7 separate regions of the Homo sapiens genome follow, and all the other regions are linked to region 4. The links are chromatin contacts, found by Hi-C or POLR2A ChIA-PET in ENCODE. All regions are on one chromosome and are shown on one strand. Each heading gives the region's core, a stretch centred on a gene start or an enhancer-like site at or near the end of the contact. The rest is flanking DNA. Distances are from core to core; before and after follow the strand shown.

What was found. Hi-C counts contacts between places; a loop is a spot of excess contacts on that map. ChIA-PET counts read pairs that join two places held with the same protein, here RNA polymerase II (POLR2A). Pooled maps may share reads with other maps.
Region 1: a pooled map shows a loop between it and region 4 (11-fold over the local background). The contact joins the promoter of RHBDF2 here to the promoter of SAP30BP in region 4. A Hi-C loop is called at or near these places in 5 of 50 pooled maps. POLR2A ChIA-PET finds 5 or more read pairs at or near these places in 2 of 52 experiments (GM12878 and OCI-LY7).
Region 2: a loop to region 4 is called in a map of CD4-positive, alpha-beta memory T cell, with 20 times the contacts of the local background. The contact joins the promoter of KCTD2 here to the promoter of SAP30BP in region 4. A Hi-C loop is called at or near these places in 1 of 168 maps with a recorded cell type or tissue (CD4-positive, alpha-beta memory T cell), 1 of 37 single-sample maps with no recorded cell type and 8 of 50 pooled maps. POLR2A ChIA-PET finds 5 or more read pairs at or near these places in 3 of 52 experiments (HEK293T, K562 and naive thymus-derived CD4-positive, alpha-beta T cell).
Region 3: a loop to region 4 is called in a pooled map, with 4 times the contacts of the local background. The contact joins the promoter of SPHK1 here to the promoter of SAP30BP in region 4. A Hi-C loop is called at or near these places in 5 of 50 pooled maps.
Region 5: a loop to region 4 is called in a pooled map, with 11 times the contacts of the local background. The contact joins the promoter of SLC38A12 here to the promoter of SAP30BP in region 4. A Hi-C loop is called at or near these places in 5 of 50 pooled maps. POLR2A ChIA-PET finds 5 or more read pairs at or near these places in 2 of 52 experiments (B cell and HCT116).
Region 6: a pooled map shows a loop between it and region 4 (4-fold over the local background). The contact joins the promoter of RNF157 here to the promoter of SAP30BP in region 4. A Hi-C loop is called at or near these places in 4 of 50 pooled maps.
Region 7: a map of B cell shows a loop between it and region 4 (33-fold over the local background). The contact joins the promoter of PRPSAP1 here to the promoter of SAP30BP in region 4. A Hi-C loop is called at or near these places in 3 of 168 maps with a recorded cell type or tissue (B cell, CD8-positive, alpha-beta T cell and naive thymus-derived CD4-positive, alpha-beta T cell) and 6 of 50 pooled maps.

The regions. Positions count from the first base shown.
Region 1 is chr17:76,499,396-76,503,077 of GRCh38, forward strand. RHBDF2 (rhomboid 5 homolog 2) reads right to left here and starts at 2,028. Exons shown (of 19, transcript NM_001005498.4): 1 at 1,958-2,028. RefSeq lists enhancers at 1,286-1,955, 2,306-2,445 and a silencer at 1,616-2,255.
Region 2 is chr17:75,045,920-75,049,541 of GRCh38, forward strand. KCTD2 (potassium channel tetramerization domain containing 2) reads left to right here and starts at 1,306. Exons shown (of 6, transcript NM_015353.3): 1 at 1,306-1,670; 2 at 3,301-3,409. The coding sequence starts at 1,332. ATP5PD (ATP synthase peripheral stalk subunit d) reads right to left here and starts at 1,050. Exons shown (of 6, transcript NM_006356.3): 1 at 1,006-1,050. RefSeq lists enhancers at 517-586, 525-1,110, 995-1,289 and a silencer at 987-1,416.
Region 3 is chr17:76,382,451-76,385,858 of GRCh38, forward strand. It overlaps SPHK1 (sphingosine kinase 1), which reads left to right and starts at 2,159. Exons shown (of 6, transcript NM_001142601.2): 1 at 2,159-2,356; 2 at 3,001-3,204. The coding sequence starts at 3,195. RefSeq lists silencers at 797-1,086, 1,107-1,246, 1,827-2,526.
Region 4 is chr17:75,665,570-75,668,917 of GRCh38, forward strand. SAP30BP (SAP30 binding protein) reads left to right here and starts at 1,769. Exons shown (of 11, transcript NM_013260.8): 1 at 1,769-1,909; 2 at 2,947-3,056. The coding sequence starts at 1,804. RECQL5 (RecQ like helicase 5) reads right to left here and starts at 1,585. Exons shown (of 20, transcript NM_004259.7): 1 at 1,475-1,585; 2 at 859-1,002. The coding sequence starts at 988. RefSeq lists enhancers at 710-1,909, 1,491-1,590, 1,761-2,010.
Region 5 is chr17:74,774,807-74,778,194 of GRCh38, forward strand. SLC38A12 (solute carrier family 38 member 12) reads left to right here and starts at 1,693. Exons shown (of 10, transcript NM_017728.4): 1 at 1,693-1,771; 2 at 2,458-2,569. The coding sequence starts at 2,525. It overlaps NAT9 (N-acetyltransferase 9), which reads right to left and starts at 1,539. Exons shown (of 7, transcript NM_015654.5): 1 at 1,461-1,539; 2 at 816-901. The coding sequence starts at 892. RefSeq lists an enhancer at 1,221-1,340.
Region 6 is chr17:76,238,511-76,241,742 of GRCh38, forward strand. It overlaps RNF157 (ring finger protein 157), which reads right to left and starts at 1,983. Exons shown (of 19, transcript NM_052916.3): 1 at 1,643-1,983. The coding sequence starts at 1,730. It overlaps LOC105371896 (a long non-coding RNA gene), which reads right to left. Exons shown (of 6, transcript XR_007065913.1): 6 at 2,352-3,232. RefSeq lists an enhancer at 951-1,623 and silencers at 1,928-2,067, 2,088-2,157.
Region 7 is chr17:76,352,115-76,355,755 of GRCh38, forward strand. PRPSAP1 (phosphoribosyl pyrophosphate synthetase associated protein 1) reads right to left here and starts at 1,802. Exons shown (of 10, transcript NM_002766.3): 1 at 1,420-1,802. The coding sequence starts at 1,589. RefSeq lists enhancers at 859-918, 1,768-2,632, 1,879-2,148 and a silencer at 1,279-1,598.

The sequences.
Region 1 (3,682 bases), core at 778-3,277, 830 kb after region 4:
AACTGGAAGTACATTCCTCCAGCCCAATACAAACAACTCTGAGTCATCCCTACTGGGGGGCCACCTGGCCTGTGCTTTGATGTCTCCCATCTCTCACCTCTGCTCAGCTAACACCATGGGCAGGGGTGCCTCCACCCCATCAGCAGCTGGGCCCACTCCAGGGCTCGTCAGCTAACCCAGGGTGCCCTCTTTATTGCAGGACAAAAGCAGCCTGGGGACCCCCCAGGAATTAGGAGCCCTGATACTCCTTGGATGTCACTTTCAAAAGGTGTACATAATTGGAGGAGTTAGGTGTGAGTTCAGAAGGGAAAATTCCAGCAGGTCACATGGTATCAGGCAACCATGCCAGCTTCAGCAATCCAGCTTTGGGAAAATCTATGGGAAGAGAGCTCGCCCTCTGCCCACCCTCCCAGCCCAGGGATATTTGAGCTCAAGGGCTGCCTCAGCCCAGCCTTCCTGGGAGATTGCCCTGGGGTTAAGCACCCCAGGCCTGGGCTGCAAGGGGGTCCTCTGTTCCCAACCTCTCCCCCACAGCACCTAGACCAGCTTCCTGCAGGGCCAGTGGAGATTGGGAAAGGCGGTGTCTCATGGCACCAAAGGAAGACTCTTGTGAGGGGAATAAGTGCCCTCACACTGCCTTACCCCTCATCTCATTCAGGTTTATTCCAAGTTCCTCCCCTAACCACTCTGGAAAACTGAGGTAGTTTCCCCAGTGAGGGAGCATCATTGAGAAGGAACCTGATGGACCAGCTGCTGCGCAGGGTTTCTCAGCCTCAGCACAGCCCAACACCTTGGGCTGGATAATTCCTCGTTATGTGGGCTGTTCCGTGCCCTGAAGATGTCTGGTAGCGTCCCTGGCCTCTACCCACTACCTGCCAGTAACAACAACACTCACTTCCCCTCCCAAGTGTGTGACACCCAAAATGACTCCAACATTGCCAAATATCCCATGGCAGGCAAAGTCGCCCCTGGTTGAGAACCACAGCTCTAAAACACGCCTCCCTTTCCACTGCCTGCCCTACGGACAGTGAGGGTCGAATAAGGCAGATGCTGGTCTCATTATATTACCAGCAAATGGCACACACTGGGGGCCTGATGCCAGCCGCCCAGGCAACAGCAGCCTCTCCCCAAGTGGGGTCAGCTCCCCACCGCCTTCTGCTCCTCAGACACACCCGCTGCCACCCTCTCAGTAGCTCCAACCCTAGAGCCCCCTCCGTTAATCTTTCATGGAATGGGGCAGGGCCAAAACCTAGGCTTCCTTTGCGCCCTGGCGTGGGAGTGGGGCGGGGTCTGTACCCTAGGGAACTTATCCGTCTCTATCCCAATGCCCTGGGGGAACATCCGAGGGGCCAAACAGGTAAAAGGCAAGCCCAGGGCCAACCTTCCCCAGCCCCTCCATCCAGAAGTCAGGACTCCTGGGTCCAATTTCTGAGCTCCGGTCCAGCCCTGCTGTGTGAGTCCCTCATCCCCACCCCCGCACCTGTTTCCACCTTGGCTGGCTCAACCAACAAACTTCGGCCCCGGTCCGCCCGGTGCTCACCCGGGAGAAAGTGGAGGGGAGAGAAGGGTCTGAACTGCAGGCACTTCTGGGACGCAGGCGGGACTGCCCTGCGCAGTCTCCTCTCTTCCTCCGGAGGTTTAAATCTCTGCCCAATCGTCTTGCCCCTACATCTGGCGCCCCGTCGCCCAGGGACCCCTTAGGCGTCCTGTCCGAGCCGAGCCCTAGGGGCCAGCAGACCGGGTCCAGCGGCCCCGCCGGCGCCGTCTGAGCCAGCCCGGGCCTCCAGCCGAGCCCACGTGGGACCCAGGCGCTCCGCAGGGCGGGCACCGGGCACTGGGCACCCTTCCTGGCCGCGCACCACCGCTCCAGGGCAGGCTCGGGCACAACCTCGGGACCCTTCCGGCGCCTGCGGCTGGGCGGCCGTGAGTCCTGCCCCGCTCGTCGCCCCGCGCTCACCTCCCTGCGGCCCCAAGTCCCCGGGACGCAACTCCGTGCGGCGCCTGCGAGCGGCTGGGCGGTGGCTCCTCGGGGGCGGGGCGGCGGCGCTCCGCCTCTTCCCTACCTGCGCGCGGGCGGCCGGGAGGCGGGGCTGGGCTCCAGGGGGCGTGGCCGGGCTCATGGGGGCGGGGCCTGGACGCAGTCTTTGCTCAGTCGGCTTCCTGGGTTCCTGCCTCCGCCCTCCACCCAGCTGGGTCCCCGCCTGGGCAGAGCCCTGTTTTCGCCTGAGCTGGTCTCTTCAGGGCGCCGTCCTTTCCCTCTTGGCGTCCTCACTCCACCCCAGACCAAACACGTCATCTAGGTCTTGATTGCCGTCTTCAAGTCGCCCCTCCCCATCAAGAAAAAGCACCCAATCTCCCATCCCCTTCTTCCAGCGCCCTCATCCTCAGGCCAAGTGGGCCTGTTCCCTTGACCCTTTTAGTCTGTAGTCACACTCTCTCCGGGAAGCTGGGCCTGAACACCTCCTCTCCCTCCTGGACCCTGAGGCCTCTCTCCTAGCTCTGCTGTGCCCTTGGGTTGGGAACAGGCACTCCGTGGAGGTCCTATCTGCATTTGCCCTGCAGCTAAGGCCAACATTTGTGACTCCTGCCAACCCCCTACACACCCCGTAGAAGCATTGACAGAACCCACCCAGCTCTGGCCCTTCCAGCTGCCATGCGGGCCAGAGCCAGACTGGAGATTGGGGACGCTGGCGACACCTGGCCCCTTGGCTTGGGTCTGTCTGCCCAGGTGGTTCCTTCTCTCTTCCCTGGACTCCAAGGGCCTGCCTCTTGGGACTAGACAAACAAAACCTTGGCCAGGGCAGCTAGGACCGAACTCCAAGGTCTGGATGCCCCGTTCTCAGCCCCAGCGCTTATCATCTCGCCGTCCCTCTCCAGGAGGCCTGGCTAGGCCAGGAGGAGCAGAGTTTGAAGAGACTCAGGCTTGGAGGGGTGGGGGTGGGGTTGTCAGGGCCAAGGCAAAACCTCTGGCCCTTAGAGAGCTCCTGAGCCACCCTGCCCCCCAACCCAAGGACTCTGGTGTTTATTGCTGACCTGGGTGGAGGTGGGGAGCACCTGGCTGCTGGAGATTATCCTGAGAGATGCATCTCTCCTCCCCAGCTCTGGGGCCATGAGGAGGGCACAGGCTGGAAGGAGGGGGAGTGGGCCAAAGCTGGGGTGGGGGTTGCTCCTAGTAACAAATGTAAGGGACCATTTATTGTGCAACCAGCACATCCTGGGGTTATGTGCAGAGAGGAACAAAACCAGGGCCTGCCCACGAAGTGCCAGCATTCTACAGGGAGACGTTGGAACTCAATACTGTAACAGGAAGGGTGAGAGCAGCTAGCCATTCCAAAGTGCTTTAGTCTGTATAATCCGCAGTACAGGTCTATGAAGTGGGTACCATTATGATCATCCCCATTTTAGGGATGAGAAAACTGAGGCAGAGGGAGATGTGAGGGGAGCAGCTGGGGTTTAAACTCGGTCATGATCTGACTTTAGACTCTAACAAACACTGCTGCAAATGCCTGAGCTGGGTTCTCTCTCCTGGAGCTCTACTGGAAGCTCTGCAGGAGTCCCCAGGAGGGGAGGGATTCATGGTGGTGCTTAAGCTGGTGTCAGGGATTTGTCCCATGCAAACATGGCGTGCTGCCCGGCCACATAGGTGCAGGGAGGCTGATTACAGCCTTGGCTGCAGCAACAC
Region 2 (3,622 bases), core at 56-2,555, 620 kb before region 4:
AAAGACAGGCATAAGAAATTACAAAAGTATTAATTTGGGGAACTAATAAATGTCCATAAAATCTTCACAATCCACGTTCTTCTGCCATGGTTTCAGCCGGTCTCTCTGTTTGGGGTCCCTGATTTCCCGCAACATCAGTGGAAAATGGAAGTCACAAATAACTTTGTGTGTGTGTGTGAGTGAGACGGAGTCTCGCACTGTCGCCTGGGCTGGAGTGTAGTGGCGTGGTCTCGGCTCACTGCAACCTCCGCCTCCCGGGTTCAAGCGATTCTCCTGCCTCAGCCTCCCGAGCAGCTGGGATTATAGGGGCCTTCCACCACGCCCAGCTAATTTTTTGTATTTTTAGTAGAGGCGGGGTTTCACTACGTTGGCCAGGCTGGTCTCGAACTCCTGACCTCGCGATTCGCCCGCCTTGGCCTCCTAAAATTCTGGGATTACAGGCGTGAGCCACCGCGCCCGGCGAAATTTTTTTTAATTCTTAAAAATCTATTGCTTAATCCCCAGCGCCTAGAACAGATCATGCGCATAGGAGGTGCTCAATGAATCTTTCTTGAATGAGTAACCGAACTCTGCACCCGAGGAGCCCTGAACGCTCTATACGTTCGAATCCTGGAAGCTGCCGAAGGGGAAGGGCGCAGCCCCGCAGCCAGCTGAGCGTCCCTCGGCAGGTTAACACTGTCTGCGTAATGTTTCCCCAGTCCCCCCACCAAACTATTGAAGTCTGCCGCGCTGGGAGCGGACTGCACGAGACACGGCTTGTGGCAGCGCCTACATCAGCGGCGCCTGGGACACAGCCGGGCCCCCCTGACCCCGCGCGCCAAGGAGGGCTGAGGAAGGGATCGCGGGGCGAGGAGCGGCAGCTACACAAGGGACACTCTGCCAGCGGGGCAAGCCGAGGGCCCAGCGTCCTTGACGGGGGCGTGACAAGGGTCGGCGTGAGGTTTGGAGAGGGCAGAGCAGAGGAGCCCTCCAGGGATCGGATCCAATGCCCCAAGCCCCACTCACCTTCACCGACCCTGGCTGCCCACGGTCCTCCGCAGCAAGTAACGGAAGTGGGTCACGGGAAGATCTTTCCTCAGCCAACCCCAAAGCCAAGGGGGTGGGCCTTGCTTCGCAGATCAGCCAATAGAGATGAGGGCTGGTTCCGGAAGTATCTTCCCGGGGGCGGGCACAGCGCCTCCCCCGCGCGGGTCCCCGGGCGCTGGTTGGGGGCGCTCCCGTCCCTCTCCCCTCTGCCCCACCCCCGCCGATGGGCCGGCCCGGCTCTCCCTGCCGAGAAATGGGCCGGCCCGGCTGCGCGCGGGCAGCAGCGGTGGCGGCGGCGGTCCAAGATGGCGGAACTGCAGCTGGACCCGGCGATGGCGGGGCTGGGAGGGGGCGGCGGGAGTGGGGTGGGCGACGGGGGTGGCCCAGTCCGCGGGCCCCCCAGCCCACGCCCGGCTGGCCCCACGCCCCGCGGGCACGGCCGCCCGGCTGCCGCCGTCGCGCAGCCGCTGGAGCCGGGTCCCGGACCACCCGAGCGGGCAGGGGGCGGCGGCGCGGCCCGCTGGGTCAGGCTGAACGTGGGAGGCACCTACTTCGTGACCACCAGACAGACCTTAGGCCGGGAGCCCAAGTCATTTCTCTGCCGCCTCTGCTGCCAGGAGGACCCGGAGCTGGACTCAGACAAGGTGTGCCCCGCCCTCGGGCGCGCCCCCGGGCCTTCGAACCCCCTGGTTTCTCGTAGATCGGTCCCCAGAGTCCTGAGACACGCTCCTCACAGGCAGCCCCCTCAGGCCGGGACCCCATCCTCCCCCTCCCTCCCACACTACTCGCAGGGGCCTCAGAGGGACCTCCCACTCCCCTTCTTCCATGCTGAGGCATACTCTGGCTTTCTCCCCGACCCCGCCCTTCGTTCTCTGAGACTCCTTCCCACACTGCGCCCACCTGCACCCACGAGAACGCACTCCACACCCCTTCTCCATATTCTCTGCCCCTGACATCCCACTGAGATCTGCATGAGTTTTCCCTGGCTCCTCTTCAGTCCCCCCACTGCCGGTGCCAGATGCATCCAGAACTGGGTCAGGGTTAGCTCAGGCATCCTTGTAGCTTTCTCAGACTCCCTCTCGGACCCCTCTGCCAAGTTGGGCTTCCACAGCTGCAGGAAGCGCTCCTTGTGATATCACACTGCTTTTCTATAGTCCTGGTCGCAGAACTTTTATCTGTTAACAGTCACTGGTTTAGGTCCATATTTAGATCAAATGCGTTTTTTGGAAAGAGGTTACTGTTTGCCGCTGCAAATCTAGGCTAAGACAGAAGGAAAATGAAAATTTTCCCGGGAAAATTTTGGGCAGGATGCATGGCTGCTAACCAAAGGGTTGAGAGGTGACAAGACACTTAAACCATTTCCAGTTTGAACTGTGTCAATTTCTTTTTAACTTTACGTATTCACCTTTAAGTTCTCAACTTAAAGGCACTGACCATAACTCACACCATCTTATATCCCATATAGCACTCAGCTGGTGACCTCAAAACAGAGCTGGAGTTGCGTAAACATTTGTTGTTTTCGTTTATTCCTCTTCTCTAAGAAATCTCAGATTGATGGAAACCTATCCTGCCCTAACTTTAAAGAGATTTCAAAACCCTTGCTTATAAAGGAATTATTTTTATCTACTCTATATCCTCCTTGTGGTAATAGAAGCCAGTTTCTTCTTGTTCCTTTTACTGTAAAGATGAGTAGGATTAAAGCTGCTCAGAGCCAAGTCCTGGCAGTACCGAGCTTCCTCTGGGCACAGAGCTGGGGTGTGTGAGATTACAGCTGGCAGTGCAAACTCCCACTGATGTTGGCCTTGAGCTCAGGAGCATTGCCAACTACACAGAGGTTTTCTTGGAATTAGGAATGCAGTTCAGAGGCAGTGGAAAAGTCAGAATGTCCATCTCAAGCAAAGATTTCAGTTACACAGCTACGGCATTTTCTCCCTTTCTTAATAACAAACACGCTACAGAAGAATGTTTGTCACTGTAATTATTGTCCAGGCAAAGATTGCAAATTCCAGCCAGTAAGTAAACGCCTAAATGAGTATGACTGTCTGTAACACCCTACCTAAGATGATCTTAATGTACAAGATACATAAAGCTATAGCTTTCTTACCAATAGTTTGTGACAAATGTGTAACAAAATTTGCCATCACTAAAGTCTTTTTTAGCTGATGGAATGAATTGTTGTCTTGGGGCGCTGACAAAGATGGTGAAATCCTGCCCTGCCTTTGTTTAAAATACTCCTCAAAGGTCCACAATGATACCCTTGTGTTTGGTTGGCAGGATGAGACAGGAGCCTATCTGATTGACAGGGACCCCACCTACTTTGGTCCTATCCTCAACTACCTCCGCCACGGGAAACTCATCATCACTAAGGAGTTGGCAGAAGAAGGTAAGCGCACTGTTTGCATTGGGGATTTTCAAAATGCAAGTAGAATCTTTAAAGTTGTTTTACAGATTTCAATTTTGTTTGACATTTTCATCAGGCGCATGTGCAGGTATAGTTTCAGGTTTATGAAACAGAGCAGAAACTACCAGTCTTGTCTGAGGGAGTCATGATTAAGGAAGCCTCCTTAGGCTTTGTTCAGCTTCCTGGGTGAGAAGG
Region 3 (3,408 bases), core at 909-3,408, 720 kb after region 4:
GCGGGGCCTTCCAGAGCCAGGAGGGGAGCTGGGGCCCGGAGGCGTTGGATAAAGAGCCCGTGCCCCGCCTCCCCTTGCCAACTCAGTTTGCAGTCAACCCCGCCCCCGCCCGCTCCGCGGACTCAAGGCTGGTGGTAGTGGGCCTGGAGGCGCAGGATCCGACCTTTCTGGGGCCCCAGGAGGAAAAAAAAAGGGGGGACCCTGAACCAGGTGGGCTTTATCACCACGAACTCACAGTGCTTCCCTGTGCCTCAGTTTCCCCTCTTCAGACTCTATGGCTAATGACAGAGCTTTTCAGATTTGGTGGAAATGCTCTCCGGGGCGGGGAGCAGACGGGGAAGGCTGCCCCAGCTAATCTCCGCAGCCAGTACCCTCGAAGGCTGAGATCTCGGGGAGCACAGCCTCCGATTCGCGTTTTCTAGGCACCAAAGTCCCTCGCTGGAGGAAGAGGAGGGGAAGAAGGCAGAGGAGAGGGGAGGGGCGGACGGATCTGGTCCTGGGCTCCCGCGCGGAGCCCCCTCCTCCCACAGCCGCCGCTCGCGTCCCCGCAGCGCATGACCGCGGCACTGCGGCTGCAGGGCTCTCTCCCCCGCCCGCGCCGGATTCCTGGAGCAAGGGGGTGGGGGGCTCGGAGGTGCAGGACCCATCATTCCGACACGCGCCGCGACGCCAGGAGTCGGGGATGACGCCCCTGCTCCCTCCCCTCGTTCCTGTTTCTCGGAGTTTTTCGACCCCTGAGCGCGTCGCTGAGTCACCTTCCCGGAACGCGCTCGGGACGCTCTGGACCCAGCGGGGACTGCCCGGGGGCCGCGCAAGGCGAAGGCGCACCCGCCGATACGCGCGCGGAGCTGCGGCCCCAGGGACCCCGCGTCCCAGCCAGTGCCCCCCGACCCGCCCGGGGACTCTCGGGTCCCGCCCGTCTGACCCCCCAAGTGTTGGGAAACGGGGCCGAGCTGCCTGGGTCCTCCGGAAGAGAAGACACCGCGGAGGCGTGCCGGAGTTCAGGGCGCCGCCCGGCTAATTGGCTGCGTGCTCCTCCTGGACCTGCCTCTTCTCGACTTTAAGAAGCGATGAGAGAGGTGTGTGGGGGCGGGTGGGGCCGGCGGGGGCGCGCGAGCCCCGCAGCCTCCCGCAGGGGCTTGGTTTCTCCTAACTCTGGCCCTACCTGGGCAGGTCACCAATGGGCCTTGGCAACTTCTTCCTCCGTCTCCGCCGTAACCCCCCAGGGATCTAACTCGAGGTGCTCGCGGACACGTTCTGTGGCTTGCCGCGATAAGTGTATCACAAACACACTGACAAACGCGTCCCTACTGGCCTCCAAAGAAGTGACAACTTCTGAGCGCGTTTCCGGCGCCCCTTCTTCACGCTGAGCCAGAGGGGGCGGGGGGCACGTACCACATGCTTGGCTTTCCAATCCCGACGGGGGCCCCCAGGCCCATCTACACTGTCAAGCCTCCTCTCCGGCTCGGAGCCCCCGGCCTGTCGCCTGCTCTACCCGGGACAGCGCGCTAGGCGGCCTCAGGCTCGGTAGCCCAGCTGCAGCGTCGGGAAGTTAAAAATAACCTCCGTGGGAGCGCGGGGGAGGAAGAAAGAGGGAAGCTGGTGGGCGGCGGGCGAGACGCCCCGGCCTGGAGAGGCGCCCCGGGTGGCGTGCGGGCCTCGAATTTCGGGTGGGCTAGGGCAGAGCGCGCAAAAGGGGCGCTGCATCCCGGCGCCGACAGCACCCGCGGGGGCGAGGTCGTGGCGTCGAGGTGAAACCAAGGGTCCCCCGGGAGAGCGGAGCCGCGCGCGCCCGGCGCTCGCTCCGACACGAGTTCGCGCGGAGCCCGCGCCTCCGTCTGCGCTGCGCGGTCGCTTTCGCGCGCCCCAGACACTGCGCTCGCGGCCGGGCCCGGGACTCCGCGCCTCGCGGCCTGCCGCCTCAGCTCACCCGGCCAGGTCGCGGCGCCGCCTTCTAGCCAGACGCCTAGGACGAGCGGCGGGGGCGCGCTTGCCGCTTCCTAGGACCCGGGCGGGAACCAGCTCGTGGCCCGGCCGTGGGCGCGGGCCGTGCCGGAGGCGGCGCGCTGAGGCCGGAGGCGGGCAGAGGCCGAGGCCGCGCCGGGCTCAGGTTCCACCCCCGGGAGCGCGGGGCGGAGCCAGGCCGGCGCCGAGGCTCAGTGCCCTCCCCGCTCCGCGGCGCCGGCTGCGAAGTTGAGCGAAAAGTTTGAGGCCGGAGGGAGCGAGGCCGGGGAGTCCGCTCCAGCGGGGCGCTCCAGTCCCTCAGACGTGGGCTGAGCTTGGGACGAGCTGCGTTCCGCCCCAGGCCACTGTAGGGAACGGCGGTGGCGCCTCCCCAGCAAACCGGACCGACTGGGTAGGGCCGCCCACCCTGCCTTCGCGCCGCTCGTGGCTCCTGTGCGGCCCGCCCTCGCGGGGCCCCGGGAACTGGGCCACTTGTCGCTTGGGCGAGAGCAGGCGGCAGCTGGTGGCCCGGTTCGGGCTTGGCTTTGGCGCGACCCGGGAGCGGCTCCCACGAGCGCCGCGCGCGTCGCAACGGAGCGGGGCCCTGAGAAGCGCGCGCCGCGGCTCCCACCGCTCTGGAGCTCCGGGCAGGGGACACGGCAACCTGGATGGCTGGGGCAGGGATCCTCTCCCAGAACTTCGTGCCCAGCAATGTCCGCTCAAGTTCTGGGATTTTTACGCAGCTGGACTCCCCTCCCCCTGGCAGCCCCGAGGGGTGAGGAGCTAGTCCGTCGGAGGGAGCCACGGGGCTCTGACTCATCCGTCGGGCCGGAACCGAACCCCAAGCCCCAGGGAGAAAGCCCCGGAGCAGGCGCCCTTCTCAGGGATTGTAGGCTTAGTCACACGGCGGGGGCGCCCTCGGAGGCACCGGACCTCAGCTCTCTGGACTTCCCGGGAACCTGGCTCCCCGCGCGTGGTCCCGGGATTTAGTCGGGCGCTCCCCACCTCTGGCAGCTGCGGCCCCGGACTCCGCCAGCGCTGTCTTCTCTCCCTCAGGTCCAGCCGCCGCAGGGAATGACGCCGGTGCTCCTGCAGCCACGGCTCCGGGCGGGGAAGGCGAGCCCCACAGCCGGCCCTGCGACGCCCGCCTGGGCAGCACCGATAAGGAGCTGAAGGCAGGAGCCGCCGCCACGGGCAGCGCCCCCACAGCGCCAGGGACCCCCTGGCAGCGGGAGCCGCGGGTCGAGGTTATGGATCCAGGTTTGTGGGGTTCCTGCTGGGAAGGGCTGTAGGGGGATTCCTGTTCCTCGCCAGGAATGATGGAACGCCCAGCTGGACGAAAGGGGCTGTGGACGATCGGGAGAAACATTATCCCTCACGAGGCCAGAAGCCGGCCGAATCTGAGCCAAGGAAGGGGGTGGCAGGGGCGCCGCGTCCCCACCCCAGGTCTCCCAGCAAAGGCCG
Region 4 (3,348 bases), core at 519-3,018:
ATCCCAGCTACTCAGGAGGCTGAAGCAGGAGAATTGCTTGAACCCAGGAGGCGGAGGTTGCAGTGAGCCGAGATCGCGCCACTGCACTCCAGTGTGGGCGACAGAGCAAGACTCTGTTTCAAAAAAAAAAAAAAAAAAAAAGAAGTCTGAGTCTGCTGTGATATGGATGATTGAACTAAACAGCCATGAAAGCAGAGTACTGCTAGATGAGTGGGTACATCTGTGTAGACATGAGAGGACATTACTTAGAGGGCTTTTGTTTAGACATGTATCATTAATATTACATTGCTGCTCGCCTCTTGGCAACTTCCATTTGTCACCGTATCTCAGGTTTATAACATTATTACTCTTTCCTTCTCTATCTGGGACCAAGGCCACTCAACCTGCAACAAGGGAATTACCTAGGAGGCCAGTGACCGAGTTAAGTTATTCCTACCACCCTCACTGTTGCTGTTCGTTTGTGTGTACAAACGAACAATAATGAGAATCTGAAGTGTTTTCAAAGACCATGTGTAAATCTAGCTATGAAATATAGACCAGCTGGGTGGTTCTGCCACTAAAACTACAAGCTTTGGGCCGGGCGTGGTGGCTCATGCTTGTAATCCCAGCACCTTGGGAGGCCGAGGTGGGAGGATTGCCTGAGCCCAGGATTTGGAGACCAGCCTGAGCAACATGCCAAGACCCCATCTCTAATTAAAACAAATAAACGAAACTACAAGCTTTGACAACTCTAAAGATTTCCAAATCCAGTTATGGACCAAAGGTGAGGCAGTACGAAGGGTGAGGAGGAGGGTGTTCTGCCGCAGCGTTATGGTATAGCCAGCATAAATTTAAAGGAAGGTAGCTTGGTAATGTTACCTTTTACTACAGCCATGGTCGCACTCTCCTGTAAAGGCGTCTTAAAAGAGTCAAACCCAAAGACCTTCTTCAGCGTACTCCGGACTCGCCGCTCAGGGTCAAAAGGAAAGGTGGTATGGTGGCTGCTCATCTTAGCCAAGAACAGTGGCCAAAGGTTAAGGCAAAGGTAGTAAAAGGTTGCCACGAGAACCCTCTGTTTTGCATTAAAAATACAGATTATTTTTCTGTAACAATTTGCTATATTACACTTAAATAATGTATTATTTTTAAGTAATAAAGCTGAAGGTGAACTGCCTCAAGCAATACATTCCTCAGTAATTAACATCTCCACTTTTACGCTCAATGAAAATGAAAACATTGAACTATTCCAGGCCACGGTATAGCACAGAGCTAGAAATCAGATCAAGAGAAGAAACATAAATGTCTTCAGAACAGCTTGGAGAACGGGGAACCGTTTTCCTAAGATCCACCACCTGCTCCTACTTCTATAAGCGCAACCACGACGACCGTTCTTCCACCCCGGGACCCCGAACCCCTTCTCCCGTCTTCCTGAGCCCAAGATCCGCAATTTTCTCTCTTGGCTGGCCGACACCTCCCTCTCTTCACCCTAAGATATCAGAACCGGCCGTGGTCCGCCCAAGAATTAAAGGCTGCTGGCTGGTTCCGGAACTGTTCGAAGACCCCTATACACAACCCCAACTCAGAGAAGCCAAAGCGCTGGGAATTCAGCTTTAGGCAGAACCCACGCAATCTTATATCCGTCGCGCAGTGATGACGTAGCGCGAGCGCTGGCATGAGGGCGGAGCCAGGCGCAGGAAACTGCCGTTTTGATTGGTTTCCAGTGTGGCGCGGGGGTCTCCTGGGATCCGAAAGAACCTGCCTTTCCGCCCGGAAGTCGGCGTCTTGAGTCATAGGAGTGAGCCACGCCCGGGCTGTGGGAATAAGATGGCGGGGAAGAAGAATGTTCTGTCGTCTCTCGCAGTTTACGCGGAAGATTCAGAGCCCGAGTCTGATGGCGAGGCTGGAATCGAGGCGGTGGGCAGCGCGGCTGGTAAGGCCCAAGTGCGAAGCTGGAAGGGGGAATCGGGTGTCTGCCCGGAATGCTGTACCCTCGCTGGGCGGGAGGGAACAAGATGGTCATTGTGCTCCAAGCACCGGACCCCGAAGAATGGTCCAGGGTCCGGGGTGAGATAGAGCATTAGAGACTGTGGACTAAGAATGAAGAATCTCCTTCCCGTTATTTCGATTAATTTGCCTAAACTTACTGAAAGACTCCGTGCCGGCTATAGTGATAGACAGAGGGATGGACGAAGAGGGAGCGGCTGCTCAGCCACTGCCTGTTTCCCCTGGGCTCGTTGTTTGATGAGGGAGAGCGATAAGTAAAACATACGTGGAAGATGGTAAAGATTGTGTTCGTTAACTTTATAACTTTTAGTTAGGAATGTGCCCTAAACACATCTTGGAGCTTTTAAAAACAAACGTATCTGATGCCCAAAGTGAGAGAACCTAATTCGGTAGAACTGGGGTAGGATGTGGGCATTTGTGAACTTTTTAAGGATCCCAGGTGATTTTTCTTATTTTGTGAGTTTTTAAAGCCTAACGGTGATGTTCTCCTCCTCAGGTTGAGAAGCACAATGTTAGATAATGGAAACAGATTCCTTTGGGAGAATAAAGAACAAGTTACCTAACAACATATCAGGACCTTAGCTTCCTCATCTGGAAAGTGAAGGGGATTGGATTAGGTTAGGTACTTCCATGTTTTGTGATTTTGTGTGGTCTCTTCCAGTCAGAAAGTTCTCTGATGGTTTCCTATAAACACTTTAGTGTTTATCTAGTGTTTATAGCATTAGAAACAGAATTTAGTACTCGGTTTTGTTCCCTGACCTTTTAATGATTTTATTCAGTAAATGCTGGCCTTCTCAGAGAGCCGAATCTGGGCCTATTGTAACTTAACATGAGATTTAGGTTCCCTTTGTATCTTCAGAGATAGTCTTGGCCACTCAAATCTCTGGACATTTTTTCTTACATTGTAACTCTTGTTTTTTTTTTCTTGCTTTTTGTTTGTTTGTTTGTTTTTTAACCTTTCAGAGGAGAAAGGCGGATTGGTATCTGATGCCTATGGGGAGGATGACTTTTCTCGTCTAGGGGGTGATGAAGATGGTTATGAAGAAGAAGAAGATGAGAACAGTAGACAGTCGGTAGGTAAATCTCCCAGATCCAGAGCTACTGAAAGCACAATTTCATTTGTCAGATTTTGGAACTGTGCCAACAGTGTTCCATTTCATGGTTAGCTCCATCCCTTGCTCTCCCGTTTTGTTTTAGTATTAGTGGAAGAAACTGGATTGGATATCAGATCTGTTTGAAAATGTATTTTCACATGGATCATTTTTTATTAATCTTTGAATTGAAATTTGGGGGAAAAGATAGTGGATTATTTTATTTAACCCAGATATCAATGGGTGTTTTATGTTGATTTTTCCCTGTTTAAAT
Region 5 (3,388 bases), core at 443-2,942, 890 kb before region 4:
CCCAAAGTGCTGGGATTACAGGCGTGAGCCACTGCGCCCAGCCTTTATTTTATTTTATTTTATTTTTGAGACAAAGTCTCACTCTGTTGCCCAGGCTGGAGTACAGTGGTGTGATCTCGGCTCACCACAACCTCCACCTCCCTGGTTCAAGTGATTCTCCTGCCTCAGCCTCCCAAGTAGCTGGAATTACAGGTGCCGGGCAACAAGCCCAGCTAATTTTTTGTGTTTTTAGTAGAGATGGCGTTTTATCATGTTGGCCAGGCTGGTCTTGAACTACTGACCTCATGATCCACCCGCCTCAGCCTCCCAAAGTGCTGGGATTACAGGCGTGAGCCACCGCACCCGGCCGTTTTTTTGTTTTTGTTTGTTTTTGTTTTTTTGTTTTTTTTGTTTTTTTTTGAGACAGGTTCTTGCTCTGTCACCCAGGCTGGAGTACAGTGGTACAATCACAGCTCACAGCAGTCTTCATCTCCTGGGCTCAGGCAATCCTCCCACCTCAGCCTCCCTAGTAGCTGGGACTGCAGCTGTGCACCACCATGCCTGGCTAATTTTTGTATTTTTTTGTAGAGACAAGGTCTCGCTACGTTACCCAAGCTGGTCTCGAACTGCTGGGCTCAAGCAATCCTCCTGCCACAGCCTCCCAAAGTCCTGGAATTACAGGCGTGAGCCACGGCACCCAGCCTTTTTTCCCCCCTCATATATAATTATTTCTCACAACCAATGTTTCTTCTTAGGGGAAATAGCCCTGAGACTGGGGCTGTACCTTACACAGCTCTGGGTGCTGATACGCACCCCATGTCAAGCGGGAAAGATACCTGGGCACATGCTCCGAGGTGTAGGGTACAAGGACCACCTTCTTCCCCAGCAGCAAGGTGTTCTGATTCAACCTCATGGTAGCAGCCTGCATGCAGATGGGGAGAGCAAAGACTTCAGGACCCTGAATTTCCTCCAACTTTGGGTAGGCGCTCCAGCTTTCCTGCTGGGGCTAAGTTGACTTCCGTCATTAGTTCCGTCTAGACACTTCAAAGAATACAGACTCCAAAATTCTTGCAAGAAAGAGAACCAGGCTGGTTAAGGATAATTAAACAATCCTTGACTCCCACTCCAAGAGGCCAAGCCTGGGCTCCGTTTCTGCCGGTTCCTTCCGTCCACTCCCCAGAACTTCGATTCCTCAAACCCAAGCACCAAGTACCAAGTACCAAAGTATCCCCAGAGCTCCCATTACTTGCCCCAGTCCAGGGATTCCAACCCAGAATCAACTTTCAGCCCTGCCTTAAACCTACTTCCAACCTCTTACCCCGGCGACCACCCCACGGGGCTCTAGCCACTCCCTCCCCGCCCCCGACCACTTCAGGGCAAGGCGGGCTTAGTCTTAGGCCCTCCCCTTTGAGTGGCGTTCTAGACCACTCTCTTCGACCCTCCAACCACGCGGACCCGGGTACTGCCAAGCTCACACCCACCTACCACCGACGAAATCGTCCCCCGCAGAAAGGGTGATCTACCTCCTCCAACCAGCCACGTTCCCAGGCCCGGCCGGCTACCGCCCCTTCCGCATGCGCGTGAGAACGCGCCCCGCCCACTTCCGCCATGCTGACGGCAGCCGCCAGGCCCCAATCCCGGTCCCGCCCCCGCGAGGCGCCCAATCAGCGCGCGCGAAAAAGGTGGGCTGTGGGGCCGGCGCATGCGCGCTGCGGAAGCTGGTGCTGGACAGCTGGCGCCGGCAGCAGCGGACCGGCGGGAGACGGCGGCTTGGGAGCTGGCTGTGCTGCAGGTGTTGGGTCGGGTCGGGTCGGGACGGGCGGGAGAGGACGAGACGGGTCGGGATAGGTTGGGGCGGGGCGGGGCGGCACTAGACTCGGGACTCCTCCAGGAGGGAGAGAGAGGGAGAGGCTGGGAGTGGGGTTCTTGAGAAAAGAGGGAGCTTTGAGGGTGGGGAACCCTAAGAGAGTAGGTGGGGCCAGGGAGTGGAGGCCCCATTAAAAAAAGGAGGCCTTAGTGCCAAGAGTGGAGTTGGAAGGGCAATGTAGGAAAGCCCCCAGCTCCCTGCCCTAGGCAGAGGCGGCAGACAGTTCCTTGGGCTCCCATGTGTGGTAGTGAGCTCCTGGTTCCTGGAACTAAACGAGGATAACCACCCCAGAGCGTGGAAAGGGGGCTCTTGTGGTGGGTGAGACTTAGTGGTTTTAGAGGCCCCTTAAATCACTTGCACCCCGAGCAGCATTGAAAACATCCGTGCTGGGCACAGAGCAGTGCCCTGCACAGCAAGGGAAATGTTAGAAGAAACCGTCCAGATTTCTGTCATCCAGGGTGACCCCTCCCTCGGGGGTGAGTCTTGTGACAGATACTGAGGCCCTAAGTGTCTGTGATAAAAGAACCAGAGGTGGCAGGGGAAGTCTGCAAGCCTCCTCCCACCCCTGTCTCAGTCCATCAGATAGGTGAAGCCTGCTCTTTTGTTTTAAGGAGCTGCGGCAGCCGCCGTCCTTGCACCTAAGGAACCTCTGCTGCCAGCCCTTCCTCACTTTTGGAAATGGCGGGTGAAATTACAGAGACCGGGGAACTCTACTCTTCCTACGTGAGTGTGACTTATAGAACCTTTTGCTCACTTAAGTGTTCCTGGCTTCTAGAAAAGCACATTGCTTGCTGGAGATGGGACTAGTGAGTGCTGCTGCTTGAGCAGACCATAGTGGAAGCAGGATGGGGGAGTTCCATGGGGCAGCGACTACAGTGCTGCTGTGGTGGCTCAGAATGTAAGTCAGATTTATTCTCTTTTTAAGGTGTTTGTCAGAGTGGTCAAGCCAAACAAAATCGCCATGCTGTTTATAATGTTAATCCCGGGCTGGGCACGGTGGCTCACGCCTGTAATCCCAGCACTTTGGGAGGCTGAAGCGGGCAGATCACCTGAGGTCAGGAGTTCAAGACCAGCCTGGCCAACATGGTAAAACCCTGTCTCTACTAAAAATACAAAATTAGCCGGGCATGGTGGCACTGTAATCCCAGCTACTCGGGAGGCTGAGGCAGGAGAATCGCTTGAACCCGGGAGGCGGACGTTGCAGTGAGCTGAGATCGAGCCGTTGCACTCCAGCCTGGGCAAAAAGAGCGAAACTCTGTCTCAAAAATAAAGAAATAATGTTCATCTCCAGGCTACCACACTTGCCTGCAGTGCTGCCCTTCAGATGAACAGTGATTGACAGCTGTTGACTCTGGGTTTTGCTCATCTCAGCAGTTGGAAACCGCTTTGGTCTTTACTGAATTTTAAATTGCACAACTTTTATAGTCTTGGATGGCGTAAGAAGCAGCGAAAGCATACAGAGACTTCTAATTACAGTTTGGTGGACTCTGCAATTAGAACAATTAGAATGATTGATTCTCACTGTCTTAGGTCTGTGTTACC
Region 6 (3,232 bases), core at 733-3,232, 570 kb after region 4:
TCATACTTGTACAAATATGCTTTGGGGAACAGCCTTCCAGAGGTTTACCTATGTTAAGTCCCACATATGAAAGAGCGGTGAATACTTTCCTGAGGCAGCAAACACTATTGAAAATTCCAAGCTCAGCAAAGTATGCTCCATATTTTGATCAATAAAAGCCATGTGGTTTAAGAAAAACAGAGCCCACAAATACTGCTGCATATTTTTGTCTATTTTAAAAAGTTTTCCTCATGCCGCCCTAAGAATATTTTTGTCTATTAAAAAACAAAATCTATGCCTTGGTTAGCGTTGATTTTATGTAGTCATAATCAGTCAGAGCTTTATTAAAATACTAACGACCCACAGCTTTATCTTAGACCTTTCTAAAACAATTCTTCACCATATTCATCTTTGCAAGGATTCATTCTTTGGTACAAAAGCAGTGAGAAACACAGCTCTGGCAGACACTCTGCAGGGATGCGGGCAGGTTCATCGTCTGGCCCCTGCTTTCACCTGGCAGACACTGGACACACTGCTGAGAAACCAGCTCATCTCAGTATGTCTCTATTCTACCAAAAAGAGACGAGGCTCTGCTCCAATTCTGACACCTCATTCCGAAATCACCAAAATCTCCATCGGGTCCTAAGCAGACAGAATGTCGCAGCCATTCATCCTCAGAAGTCTTGAGAATAAAATTAAAAGTAATTAATTAAAATAAAACTACTTGCAATTAAAAGTAAACACCGGCTAGGTCATGCAATTCATACTGGCCGGTGCTCACATAACTGAACTACCTTGTGATTCTCTGCTTTGCTGTCAAAATCCTCCTCCACCTCCAATGCTGATACCACAATCCAGAGGCTAGAGACATTTAAGTGAAGGGATGATTCTAATAACAAACATACTTCTATACGTTTCCAATACCTCTGCCCTGTCCCAGAGCTGGTCCCACTCCAAAACCCAGGCTTGCCACTACGCTAGCAAAGGGGCAATCCGAGTAACTCTGATACTCAGATTCCCAAACATTTCTGTTACTTTCCACCACCACCACCCCCCCCACCCCCCGGCTTCTGACAGCCTCTGCAAAAGCACCAGCACTGCAAATGCCTGTTTGGCTTCCATCCTTCAGCAGGCAATGGAAGCTTTTCCAGGAGAAACCTAATTCTAACCTTTCCAGAGGCCAGGAGACGGCAGCGCAGGGATAGCACCTGGCGCAAGTGCCTGTTTGGATGCCGAGGTCGCCTCCCTCGCGGCCCTCGGACCCCGCGAGGCAGGTAGGCTTTGGGCCGGGCCGGCCGGGTCCGTGCGGGGCGCCGACCTCGCCTACGACGCCGCAGCCCCGCTCCCCAGGAGCCTCGGTCCCTGCGGGCACGCGTCCCCGTCACGGGGCCGATTACAATGGAGGCCGCTCCCGTCCTCCCGTGGAGGGGCTCGGTGCCCTCGGTGACCCTGCTAGACCCGGCAGGACGCCCCTTGGGCTAATTCGCCCGGGGCGGGGGAGACCTCGGCCTTCTCGAAGACCTCCCGCGCTCGAAGACCGTTTCGGAGCGTCCGCAACCACTGAGTCCCCGAAGACCCGCGGGGCCCCCTCAGGCCGTCCCGACCCAGACCCCTGCCCCTGCCCCTCTCCCTCCTCGCGGCTGCGGCGCCCGCCCGCCCTCACCGGACTTGGGCGGGTAGCGGTACACGGAATTAGACGGGATGTCCACCTCCTCCACGCCCGCGTGCTGCCGGCTCGTCAGGGCCCCCATGGCCGCTGCGGCTGCAGCCCCGGCCCGGCCCCGGTGCCCGCGCCGCCCTCCGCGCTTCACCGCGGCCGCCCGCCCCGCGCCCGGTGCGGGGGCCGACTGCCCGCCGCGGCCGGCTCCGCTGCGGCGCTGCGGCTCTGGCGGCGGGGAGCCCCCGGCGCGCCGCGCACCATCCTCCGCCGGGCACCGCGGCGGCGCCTCTGCCAAGGGGGCTGCGGGTCTGGGCCGGGGGCGCCGCCGCCGCCTCAGGCCGCGTGATGTCAGCGGCCGCTCCGCGCGGGGACCGCGGCGGCCCCAGCCAATGGCGAGGCGGGGCGGGAGCGCCCGCGCCGGAGCAGCCAATGAGCGCGGGACTGCAGCAGGAGCCGGCGGCGCGTGCCTCGCGCGGGGAGCCGCGGCTGGACTCGGCGCGCGTGGACGCGGCCCAGGGCCTCGCGGCGGGGGCGTGGGCGTGGGCGGGGACTCGCGACGGGGACGGGGGCGCGGCCGGGTGCCCGCGGCGGGGCGGGGCGGGACCGGCCGGAGCTGGGACCCCAGGAGACGAGCGCTGCACCCGGCCGGGACGCGTCGCCCCTCCGCGCCTGTTTATCCCGGCTCGGATTACCGCGCAGGGAGCCGCCCCCTCCCGCGGTCCGCGAGGACTGGCCGGGAGCTCGCTCGCCATTGTCCTGGGCGTCCCAAAGCGGGCGGTCCCCGCTCCGCTGCTCCCGCGCCTGGAGGAAGCCTTCCCAACCCCGCCCCTCAGCGTCGGCCGGCGGAGGTCTTCGGAAATCTCATGCAGGGGGGTAGGGAGAGGGGTCCCACGGTGCATTCGCATGTCTCCTGCCCCGTGTTAATGCTGGTGACCGGCTAGGAAGATGCCGCCTCCCTCTCACGTGCGTCTATTCAAAGCGCTCCCAACTCTATACATGCTGTTTAAGGCTCCTTGTAGCCCTAAAGTTAGGAGAACATCGACTGAGGATAAGATCAAGACATCCAGCCTCTGTCTGTATCGTGGAAACGGGACCCCGGAAACTTTGGAAAGGCCTGAGTGCCAAGAGAGTCAACGCAGGCGAAAGCGAACCGGGCCAGGCAGAACCGGGAGCTCCTGTTGATAAAAACACACACAACAGTGGGAAGCTTGGGCCGGCGGAAGACGTCATTCCATTGCTTAATTACAGACATTTGTGTTTTAAACCTTCTATTTTCTTTGTGGGTCTGGTGTTTTTTTTCCTGAGAGAGTGGACTGATCAGCAAACATTTCAACTGCTAGAACATGACTTTCACAACTTTTCAACAGTGTTCGAAGTACAGTTTGGGGTGTCTGGTTCCCTTGATTAGGTTTGTAAAGCTATTTTACGGAGTCTAGGTCTTTCCTGGTTATATTTTGTTTTTGTTTTTCTGTGTTTTGAGACGGAGTCTCCCTCTGTCGCCCAGGCTGGAGTGCAGTGGCGTGATCTCAGCTCACTGCAACCTCCGCCTCCTGGGTTCAAGGGATTCTCCTGCCTCAGCCTCCCGAGTAGCTG
Region 7 (3,641 bases), core at 552-3,051, 690 kb after region 4:
TTTCTTCTACATTTCCCCCCAGAAGTTTAAGATATATCCCTGCAATCATTTGTCAACCCTAAAAAAGTAACGAAGTAACTCTATGAAAACTGTTTAAAATGTGAAAATGGCTTTAAATATTAAAAGACGAGCTATTCATTTTATGTCTTAGATTTCTAACAAGTGTATGTAGAAAGGGCATATAAGGCTCCTCCTTTATATCAGAGCTCTGGGATTCTCCAAAAGAGCCAACTAGAAAAGAGGCCATTTCACCGGGCGCGGTGGCTGAAGCCTGTAATCCCAGCACTTTGGGAGGCCGAGGCGGGCGGATCACGAGGTCAGAAGATCGAAACCATCCTGGCTAACACGGTGAAACCCAGTCTCTACTAAAAATACAAAAAATGAGCCGGGTGTGGTGGCGGGTGCCTGTAGTCCCAGCTACTTGGGAGGCTGGGGCAGGACAATGGCGTGAACCCGGGAGGCGGAGCTTGCAGTGAGCCGAGATCTCGCCACTGCACTCCAGCCTGGGTGACAGAGCGAGACTCCGTCTCAAAAAAAAAAAAAAAAAAAAAAAGAAAAGAAAAAGAAAAAGAAAAGAGGCCACTTAGTAAACAACTATTCAGAGGGCCACTATGAGCCCCTACTCTGCTAGAACCAGATACTACTTCTACATTATCCCGATCATACAATATTCTCAACCATGCCCATTTCACAGATGAGGTTCAGGGAAATCAAGTCTCTTGCCCACTGACACAGAGCTAGTAAGTGGCAAGGCTGGGAGGGCATCTCAGAGCTGTCAGACCCCAAAGGCGACTTAAGACCAGGGGCTTGGTTGGGTTAAAGACACAAATGACTGATCTTATCCCAAGCTGATTTACAAAGCAGGGTCAGGCCTGTCATTTCTACCACCAGCTCCGGCCCATCTGCCTCCCTGGAATTGCCTTCTTCGCACTGCCAGTCCCCACACCTTTGCTCTGCGACCGCACCTGCCGCGTCGGATCCCCCAACTCACAACCACGCCCGCGGGTCTCACTGCAGTGAGACTTGAGAGTGGCGGCGGTCAGATTCCCAGGTCAACTCCAGCCGTGGGAAAGGAAGCCAAGCCCTGAGCCCCTTTCCCCAAGACACGCACTCCGGGGCTCCAGAAAGCTCGGCCCGCCCCGGGGTGTGGGACTGCGGAGACGAAAGGCAGGCAGGCCGCGGACCCAGTCACGGGGCGGGGGGCTGAGGTCACCGAGAGTCCGCCCCAAGCCTCCCAGCTGCAAAACCGGGGAGCGGGGGGCGGTATCCGTCACCTCCAAGCTTTGTCCGGCTGGGAAGGCCCGCGCCTCCCGCCCCAGGTGCAGGAGGTGGGGCGGGTGGAGGGGAGCGGGTCCCTCCGGGCGCGAAGGAGAGCTAGGCGCCGCCGCCCCCGGCCCGGCCCTCCCACCGCCCCCTTACTCTGTGATGCGCTTGGCCAGCTCCGTGCAGGCGGCCGTGGAGTTGGCCGAGAAGACTCGGTAGCCGGTGCGAGCGGCGTTCATGGCCGGCGGGGGAACGGGGCGGGCGCGCGGGACGCGGAAAGCCGAGGACGCGGAGGGCGGGGGCAACAGCAGCAGCTTCTTGGGCATCGTCCGGCCCGCGGCGCGGTTACGACCGGCCCCGCGCGGGGCTGCACTCTGAGTGCTTCCGACTGCGAGACCCCGGTTTGGGTGGGGAAGGCGCTGAGAAACTCGGCGCAAGCGGGGAGAGCTCCGAGGTCCGTGCCCTTGCGCACCCCACACCACTGACTACAGCGGCCGAGCCTTCGCAGCGCCCGGCGCCGCCGCCTCAGAGCCAGAGGCAAGGCCACCGCCCCCTCCGGGCATCCGAAGAGCGTCGGCTAGAGCGCCCTCAGGCCGCCATCTCGGATGAGGGCAGGGAGCCTGGCGACTCTCTAAAAGCCTGTTCTTCCGAGGGGCATGTCACAGGTTCGCCCCGCCCCTGCTTTGACCGCTTCCACGGGAGCTCTTTCGGTCTCACTTTCTTGGGAGGAGCAGCCTACCTCGGTAGTGGCCCCAGGTGTTTCCAACTTTTTGGCCAGGACCCAACATGTCCGCCTCCGAGGAGGTATACGATCTAGCTCTGCATGTCTATGGTAGCACAGCGCCCGCCCCACGAGGCGCGTGCGCCGGCCGGAGATTAATTTGAAAAGTAGAGGGCGGGGGTTCTTTCCAGCTGGTTGACCGCAGTACTGAAGCGGCCAAAAAGTGGTCTTCTCCTGAGCCTGATCTTTCAGGCGTTTCCGAACAGATCCCCAACCCTGTGTCTGCGTGTAAGGCAAGGTTCCCTGAACGTGCCAAAGGCCCTCTTGCCGGTATTCGCTTTCAATCAAAAAAGCCCTCCTTCTCCTCTTTCCATATGCGCCACCCCTCCGAGACCCACTCGCGATGCGTCTGTTCCACAGTCTTTCTGGTGACCTCAACCACAGTAAGCCGCCCGGCCCGCGGGACTGTGCCACACGTAGATGCTTGCATTTTTTAAATTTTTGTTGTTGTTGTTATTGTTTTGATGCTTGCATATTTATGTACCTTTGCAAACATCTATTTTCCTAACTAGGATGTAACCCATTTTACGGCCACATCGTGAGTTCCTTTTTTTTTTTTTTAATTTTATTATTATTTATTTATTTTTTGAAATAGGGTCTCCCTCTGCCGCCCAGGCTGGAGTGCAGTGGCGCGATCACGGCTCACTGCAGCCTCTACCTCCCGGGCTCAAGCCATCCTCCTACCTCAGTCATTCAAAATGCCGACATTACAGGCCTCAGCCATCACGCCCCGCCAAGATCGTGTATTCCTGAGTGCTCCGTGTTACCCAGTGTATAGGGCAGTGTGTGGGCTCCAGAGGCCCGCAATCAGTACTTGTTGAAGTAGAAAGTAAAGCCCAGGGAAGCATTTGAGATCTCTAGTTATCAGCTGCACCAGAACTCGAGGGGAGGAGAGGTGCCTCTCACATTGACAGTACCATCTTCTGAGAATGTCCTTTAGAGACTCTGCTTGTGGTGACATTGGGCTTGAGGGAGCAGTAGATTGTGACTCAGCATGTCGTGAAGGACCACAAGTCTGAAGCTACAGGATTTGGAAGTTGAGCTGCCCTGAGCCTGCAGCAGCCTGGCCCCTATTCCAATAGCTCTCTAGAAAAAAAAAAAAAAAAAAAAAGGACAGTGGGTGCACAGCCTAGGCCAAATTATTTAACCACTGCACACATGTCCAGCTCACAGACCCTGACAAAAACCTTGTTACCTTCTTAAAAAAAAGGGGGAATGGGATAGGTGCAGTAGCTCATGCCTGTAATCCCAGCACTTTGGGAGGCCGAGGCGGATGATAGTTTGAGGTCAGGAGTTCAAGACCAGCCTGGGCAACATGGCGAAACCCAATCTGTACTAAAAATACAAAAATTAGCCAGGTGTTGGCTGAGCGTGGTGGCTCACTCCTTTAATCCCAGCACTTTGGGAGGCTGAGGTGGGTGGATCACCTGAGGTCAGGAGTTTGAGACAAGCCTGGCCAAGGTGGCAAAACACTGTCTCTACTAAAAATGCAAAAATTAGGCTGGGCACGGTGGCTCATGCCTGTAATCCCAGCACTTTGGGAGGCTATGGTGGGTGGATCACGAGGTCAGGAATTCGATACCAGCCTGGCCAACAT